Regions from separate parts of the Homo sapiens genome. Here region 1 is linked to region 2. A link is an interaction called in ENCODE POLR2A ChIA-PET data of the cell type or tissue named here. Cell type or tissue: MCF 10A. All regions are shown on one strand.

Region 1 (4,000 bases), 310 kb before region 2:
TCTACCATCTACCACTGTGTGACTGTGGCCATGGGACTTAACCTCTTTCCACCTCGGGCTCCTCCACTGTAGAATGAGAAGTACTGGGGCTGACTTCACATGGCTTATGACGGCTTGAGAGTCATCAGTGTGGGCACTGCTTAGAACAGGGGTTGGAAAACGTTTTCTAAAAAGGGCCAGATGGTAAGTATTTTTGGCTTTGTGGGCCATATGGTCTCTGCAACAACTGCTCAACTCCGCCATTGTAGTCCAAAAGTAGAAGCTATAGGCCTGGTGCAGTGGCTCACGCCTGTAATCCTAGCACTGTGGGAGGCTGAGGCGGGCGGATCACCTGAGGTCAGGAGTTCAAGACCAGCCTGGCCAACATGGCAAAACCCTATCTCTACTAAAAATATAAAAATCAGCCGGGCGTGGTGATGCACACCTGTAATCCCAGCTACTTGGGAGGCTGAGGCAGGAGAATCGCTTGAACCCGGGAGGCGAGGTTGCAGTGAGCCGAGATCGCACCACTGCCCTCCGGCCTGGGTGACACAGCAAGACTCTGCCTCAAAAAAAAAAAAAAAAAAAAAAAGCAGAGGATATGGTCTGAATGTTTTGTGTCCCCCCAAATTCGCATGTTGAAATCCTAACCCCCAGGGTGATAGTATCAGGAGATGGGGCTTTGGGGAGGGGATTAGGCTATGAGGGTAAAGCCTTCAAGACTGCGACTAATGCCCTTGTAAAAGAGGCCCCAGAGAGCTAGCTAGCCTCTCCCATTATGTGAGGACACAGGGAGAAGGTATCATCTAGAAATGAATTAGAAATGAATTTTCTACAAACTAGAAAGCCCTCACCCAACACTGAATCTGCTGGGGCCTTGATCTTGGGCTTCCCCACTCCTAGAACTGTGTGACATAAATGTCTGTTGTTTATAAGGCGCTATTTTGTTGTAGCAGCCCAAAGAGACAAGCAGCCATGGACAAGATGAAAAATAATTTGTATGGCTATATATCAATAAAAGTTTATTTATGGCTGAGTGCAGTGGCTCAGGCCTATAATCTCAGCACTTCAGGAGGTAGAGGCAGGAGGACCACTTCAGCCCAGGAGTTCAAGACCAGCCTAGGCAATATAGCTAAACCCCATCTCTGCAAAAAAAGTTTAAAATAAGCCTGGCGTGGTGGCGCACGGGTAGTACCAGCTACTCGGGAGGCTGAGGTGGGAGCATGGCTTAAGCCCCGGATGTCAAGGCTGCAGTGAGCCATGATCACACCACTACACGCCAGCCTAGGCAACAGAGTGAGAAGCTGTCTCGAAAAAAAAAAAAAGTTTATTTATGGGCACTAAAATTTGAATTTCAAATAATTCTTATGTGGCATGAAATATTATTTCTAGTTTTTTCCTAACCATTTAAAAATGTGAAAACCTTTCTTAGCTCATGGACATTATATACAAAAACAGGTGTGGGGCTAGATTTGGTTCACAGGCTGTAGTCTGCTGACACCTAGTTTAGAGCAGTATCTGGTACAAAGGAAGAGCTTAATACATCTGAGACAGACAGTGTGAAGTAAGGTAACAAGTAGGAGGTTTTATAAGGTGCCGAGGGCCCTGGCTTGGTGGGGACATGTGGCTGGAATAGATGTGTTAAATATAGGAGACAGAGATGAGAACCCAACATCTGCTGAGTGCTGACTGTGGCCATGCACCACACTTTCCACATTTCCTCCCATTGAGTCCTCACACTGACCTTGTACCTTACACCTGTTTACAGAGATGATGAGTGAGGCTCAGAGAGGTTAAGTAATACGCCCAGAGTTACACAGCTTTTAAGTGACAGAGTCAGGATCTGAACCCAGGTTTTATAGAACACCAAAGACTGGGCTTTTTCTATGAGACTGTCATTTGCTGAACATGTATTTTATTGAAAACAGATGTACAAGGTGCTATGCCAGGTTTGGGAACACAGTGGTGTAAAAGATGTACACCCCATGGAGTGTATAGTCTGGTAGGAGAGACCAGGCATCCAAACGAGCAATTATAACTCAGGGTGACATCTCCAGGATGAAAATGAACAAGGGAGCTCAGAATGTACAGTTCTTACCCATGTATGGAAAATCAGAGAAGGCTTCCTGAAGGAAGCAATGTCTAACCAGATGGAAGGTCAAGAAGGAAAGACCCAGGAAGGCACGAAACAGGGGCTAATGATACTAAACTACAATTTGTTTTCTTGCATATGCAGGTTGTGGCTGGTGCCCCTACCTCTCAGATTTGCTGCCCTTGATAGTCCAATCTCTTCTTAGGAGGGTGCCTGCGTCTTTTTTTTTTTTTTCCTTTTTTTTTTTTTGAGACAGAGTCTCACTCTGTTGCCCAGGCTGGAGTGCAATGGCATGATCTCAGCTCATTACAGCCTCTGCTTCCTGGGTTCAAGCAATTCTCTGCCTCAGCCTCCCGAGTAGCTGGGATTACAGGTGCCTGCCACTACACCCGGCTATTGTATTTTTAGTATAGATGGTGTTTCACCATGTTGGCCAGGTTGGTCTTGAACTCCTGGCCTTGTGATCCACCTGCCTCGGCCTACCAAAGTGTCCCAACAGTTTGGATTACAGGCGTAAGCCAGCACGCCCAGCCCGGGGTCCTGTGTCTTTTGTCCTTAGCTGTCCTTTGCCTCCATCCCCTCTCATTCTGAAATGCTACTATGGTTTTGTTTCAGAGCTCCCCAGAGACACAACTCAGCCCCTCTCTGCTTTCCTCATTACTTCAAGTGTTCCATGAATTCAGTAAACCTGATTCAAGATTTTGGTGGAGGGTGGGGATGGGAGTGCGGTATCCATGGGGAGGGGTCATTCCTGGAGCACTGGGCTTCCGCCCTCTCCTGGCCCCCCACTTCCTCCCTGGAGTTGCAAACAAAATCCTCCCTTTGTCTTGTTGGGAGCGTTCCCTCCCACCTCCGGCCAGAAGGATCTCGGTTCCTACTTGAACTTAGCAAAGTATTTTCTCAACAAAGACAGCTCTACCTTCCTAAGAGGAATTCTGATACATAAAAAGTTCTCTTTACACCTCTGTTGTTTCATTCAACCCTCCAAGCAAATCGCTGGAATAGCGATCATCGTCCCCATTTTACAGATGGGGAAACTGAGTAACAAACCCATGTGATGGTGCCGGGAGTTAAAGGCAGGACTGCCAGAATCCAAAGCCTCCTTCCCCAGCCACTGGCTATTCCACTTTCCAACACCACTGTGATGGGGTCTGGGGAAGGCAGGGGAGGGGACAGCCTAGTTGGGCTAGCAGGGAAGATGAAGGCCAGGAACTGGGACCATAGAAGTATAGTTTCACCAGAGACACTCGTTTCCCATTACTTAAACCTCCACAATCTTCCAGTGAATGTTTCTTACTGCCGTTTTTCCAGAATGAGAGAATTGGACAAGACAGGCTTCAGTCACAGACACCCCAAGCAGACCAGGATCCTTCCTAAGAGGAACACAATTCCCCTCATGGGTTGGGGTTTGGATGTTTGGTTCAGGAAGAGCCTAGGACCTGGCTGCGGTCACCCAGGGCGCCCAGCACTCGACCCGAGAACATTTCTGAAAGTAGCACTGCAGTTCCTCGATAACTGAGCAGACTCCAAGGAGACAAGGAGAAAACAGAAAATAAGAAAGGAGGTAACAAAGAGACCATTCTAAATTCAAAAAAGCAATTTTAGAATCAAAGTGAATTCGGCTATTGAAGCCAGAAACTACAGAAGTTCACACGGTGAGGTCTTGGCCTTAGCTCTTCAGCGAGCTGGGTTCCACGTCGGGGAAATGAAGTTACCGTGAAATCAAAGCCTCAGAGGGTGAATCAAGGAGCCGGCATGTAAGCACCTTGGTTAAGCCTGTGCCCAGAGGAAGGCCAAAGAACAGCAGACAACAGGAACCCCGCCTTCAGGAAGCCTTCAGCAGGAGCAGCAAAAATCTGCTTCCTCTCCAACCCTAAGGTCACTGCAGGCTGACAAACCCTTCCCCCACGCCCTGCCACTTGAGCAGCT
Region 2 (4,000 bases):
CCAAACTGTAGTATAAAGTATTATATCCAGAGTTCAGACAATGGCAAAGTGACACACCAGGAAAAGCCAGAGTTTGGGTTTTGAGAATAGAGACACACCCAGGTAAAGGCTGGTGTTGGTTATTTCAGATGCTTAAATCTGCTATTGGATTTGTAACTGGGACATCTGTCATTAAAGAAGAAAAACAAGCAGGAACAAGATGCGGTAGGTGGCAGATGGATTTTCCAAGCAGCTGGCAGTTAGCACAGGTTTGGACAGGTTGGAAGTCAAGGTTGAGAAAATCTGATAGTCACACATTTGGAACAAAAGACTTCACTTTCACATAATTTTGTTGTTTGTTTTATTGGTTGTTTTTTTGTTTTGTTTTGGTTTGGTTTGGTTTGATTTGTTCTGGTTCCAAATAACTTTCTTATGTCACTATGGGATGCCCCATTGAGGAAATGTAATGGCTACATATATAGTAGTTCATATAGTACATGTCTCTTACGCCTTAGACATAAGATAACTGGATTCAAATTCCAGTCCTAACACTTACTAGCTGTGTCACCTTAGGCAAATGTTTGATGTTCCAGGGGCTTCACTTATTCACTATAAAATAAAGTCGCCATTTATTTATTGAGACAGGGTCTCCATCTGTCTCCCAGGCTGGAGTGCAATGGCATGATAATAGTTCACTGCAGCCTCTGCCTCCCAGGCTCGAGGTATCCTCTTAACCTCTCAGGTAGCTGGTACAACAGGTGCATGCCATCAAGCCCAGCTAATTTTTGTATTTTTTGTAGAGATGGGGTCTCACTGTTTTGCCCAGGCTGGTCTCAAACTCCTGGACTCAAGCAATCCTCCAGCCTTGGCATCCCAAAGTGCTGGGATTATAGGTGTGAGTCATTGTGCCCAGCCTAAAGTGGGTGTTTAAACGAGCAATTCTTAACCCTGTTTATTGGTGGGAGAGGGTCATTCACCTCTTTTGACCTGATCAAAGATAAGAATCACTTTCTCACAAAAATGCACATAAACATCCCGCCTAATTTTGGCACATATTTTATCTTATTGTATTAGAAATTGACTTCTTCACACAGAAAAAAAATCCTATAAAAAATTTTCTTCTCTCATTCTTGTTTATTCACGTAAATGGAGTAATCTAAAATAAATTCAGTGAGCAAATACAAAAGAAAAAAATTAAAATTCTTCCCCCAAAGCAAATTTCAACATAAAGGCTGCCATTACTTGACTTGAGAAGAAATTACAGCATAGTCTTACATGGTAATATGCTTGTCATTTGTGGTAAGTCTATCAATTTTGATAGCAACAAATGTAAGAAAGCCCAGATTAACAAAAGTATGTTGTCGCAAATGAATAGGTTTAAGTCCAGATGCACTGGATTTCTCTAGGACCCTTCAAGCTAATGCAGTTGCATCATTTCCTCACATCTACAAAGTTGGTCATCTTTGCAAAGTCTGCATCATCTATGTTGCATATGTCAGCAAGAAAATGGTTAAAATAACCATTCCAATTTTAAGGTCAAACCAGTTTAACCTTTAGAGGTATTCTGCAGTGTTTCCGGAAGTCTGTAGATTTCTACCTTGTGAGAAATCAACATGTTTCATCACTCTTAAACAGAGCCAGGAGAATATCCTCCGGCGTGGAAAAGTTGTTCATATTTGTCTGTTCCCAATCTCCTCTCCCTCAGTGGCAACTTAGCCAAAAGGACTCACAGATTTTTTTTTTTTTTCTGGTCGGTTTCCAAAATGGCAACCTCAGGATCTTATGCTGAACAAAAGCCTTACCTTATTCATGTATTCTGCTTTTATTTCTTGACAAAAATCTCTTTAAACACCAATGAGTCAAAGCCTGGGATCTGGAGAAATTGATGACGTCTGCAGCTATAGGTAAAACATCTTTCAGGACTATTGGCAGGGACTTTAATGCTTTTGCAAGATGCTATAGAAAGCCGTGACACATAGTGACGTGTTGAGCTTCTTTCTTCATCAAAGCAGAAAAACCAGATGCATTGCCAAACATTGCATGTGTACTATAGTCTCAAGGTTCTGTTTGCAATTAGAGTTTTTACTTGAGGAAGTAACTCTCTACCATTTTAAGTAATTCAGAACCTTTGAGGTTTCCAAAAGGGAATAACAAAATTTCTTTTTAAAAATTTCAACTCATATATGACAGATAAGCATTAGAAAATGACTGAACTGAGATATGGCACTTTTTTGCCAAACAGAAATGGCATAATTGCAAGTTACTCCATGTTCTAATTCAGAATAATAGATGAAATGTCAGTAAATTCAGAATAGAGTATTTTATTTGGCAAAGGGGCTAATTCCCTATTATTCCTTTATTCCAAGTCATAATTCAACTTGACCATTTAAAAAGTACGAGGCTTACATTACATGTGGCTTCCTGTGCCTAGCAATGCAATTAGAAGCCTTGTCAGATGTTTCAGGATGGGAAGTGTTAGGGCAAATACAAGCTTTTGGAAAATTCCAGCCTTTTCAGATTGAATCTTCTTCACAAAACAACAAACAACAATAGCAACAACAAAACCACCACACTGTCTCATGAATTCTTAGGATAATATAATATAAAACTGTGTTTTTGTTTTTGTTTTTTCAGTTCTTTCTCTGCTAGCTGCCATGAGCCAGAATCAAGGTGCTCAGTAAGCAATCTGGCTTTCACATTCATAACCTTCTAGCAAAGCATATCAAACCAAGGGATACCTAAGCCTAGAAGCACTTTTTGCTCTTTCAATTTTAGCTACATGCAATATAAGTAGATTATCTGTAAACATAATGCCACATATAATTTTAATTCTTACCAAGAAAGCACTATTGAACTATCATGATATATAGTTATTTATTCTGTATAATAACTGCCCATACCACCCTGCCATTTTTTTTTTTTTTTTTTTGAGTCTCCCTCTGTCACCCAGGCTGCAGTGCAATGGGGCGATCTCGGCTCACTGCAAACTCTGCCTCCCGAGTTCAAGCGATTCTCCTGCCTCAGCCTCCTGAGTAGCTGAGCATGTCAAACATGCTCTTGGGGTCAGATGAGGAGGCTTACAGTTGTAATTCAGAACTTTGGGAGGCTGAGGTGAGAGGATCATTTGAGCTCAGAAATTTAAGGCTGCAGTGAGCAATGATAGAGGCACTGCACTCCAGCCTGGGCAATAGAGCAAGATCCTGTCTCAAAACAAAACCAAAACCAAACACAAACAAAAAACAGCCTCTTGGGGTTTGAGCAGTATGAGACAATTTTTCTGAAACCTGATCATACACCTGCCACCACACCCAGCTAATTTTTTTTTGTATTTTCAGTAGAGATGGGGTTTCACCATATTGGTCAGGCTGGTCTCAAACTCCTGACCTCAAATGATCCGCCCGCCTTGACCTCCTGAAGTATTGGGATTACAGGTGTGAGCCACTGCACCCAGCCTGTAAATGCATCTTATTAAGTAAATTTGTTACATAAAAATATTTTCTTGGCTGGGTGTGGTTCAAATTAGCTGGGCATGGTGGCACATTCCTGTAGTCCCAGCTACTCGGGAGGCTGAGGTAGGAGAATCGCTTGAACCTGGGAGGTGGAGGTTGTGGTGAGCCAAGATCAGGCCATTGCACTCCAGCCTGGGCAACAAGAGCGAGACTCCATCTCAAAAAAAAAAATTCTTTATATAAGCAATTTTCAAAGGTACAGGTTTGACTGTACTGTGTTGGCTCATTCAAGTAAATATTTATTAAACACTTACCATGTGCTATCTGCACTAGAACAGTGAAGAAACATGGAAACATGCTTAAGATATGGAGTTAAGATTTCTGTCTGTCTATATCTATGTAACATATATATAACTATGGAAAAAGAATTGCTTGCAACAAAAACTTGGAAGGAAATATAACAAGATGCCTTTTTTTTGTTTGTTTTAATTGAGATGGAGTTTCTCTCTTATTCCCCAGGCTGGAATACAGTGGTGTGATCTCAGCTCACTGTAACTTCCGCCTCCTGAGTT

What was found. ChIA-PET counts read pairs that join two places held together with the same protein. Peaks named below come from ENCODE experiments on the same cell type or tissue, not always from the same donor. Only the 100,000 strongest peaks of a DNase experiment are listed, where the experiment ranks them.
Region 1: POLR2A ChIA-PET joins it to region 2 with 5 read pairs; 4 of 35 experiments call an interaction of 5 or more read pairs at or near these places.

Annotation. Positions count from the first base shown.
Region 1 is chr12:96,104,599-96,108,598 of GRCh38, forward strand. LOC105369923 (a long non-coding RNA gene) reads left to right here. Exons shown (of 3, transcript XR_945238.2): 3 at 3,383-4,000. Among named protein-coding and RNA genes, the nearest start is that of LINC02452, 66 kb to the right of the region's middle. In MCF 10A, no CTCF peak of the experiment used is centred here; no DNase peak of the experiment used is centred here.
Region 2 is chr12:96,414,664-96,418,663 of GRCh38, forward strand. No RefSeq gene overlaps it. Among named protein-coding and RNA genes, the nearest start is that of CDK17, 16 kb to the left of the region's middle. In MCF 10A, no CTCF peak of the experiment used is centred here; a DNase peak (open chromatin) is centred at 1,938.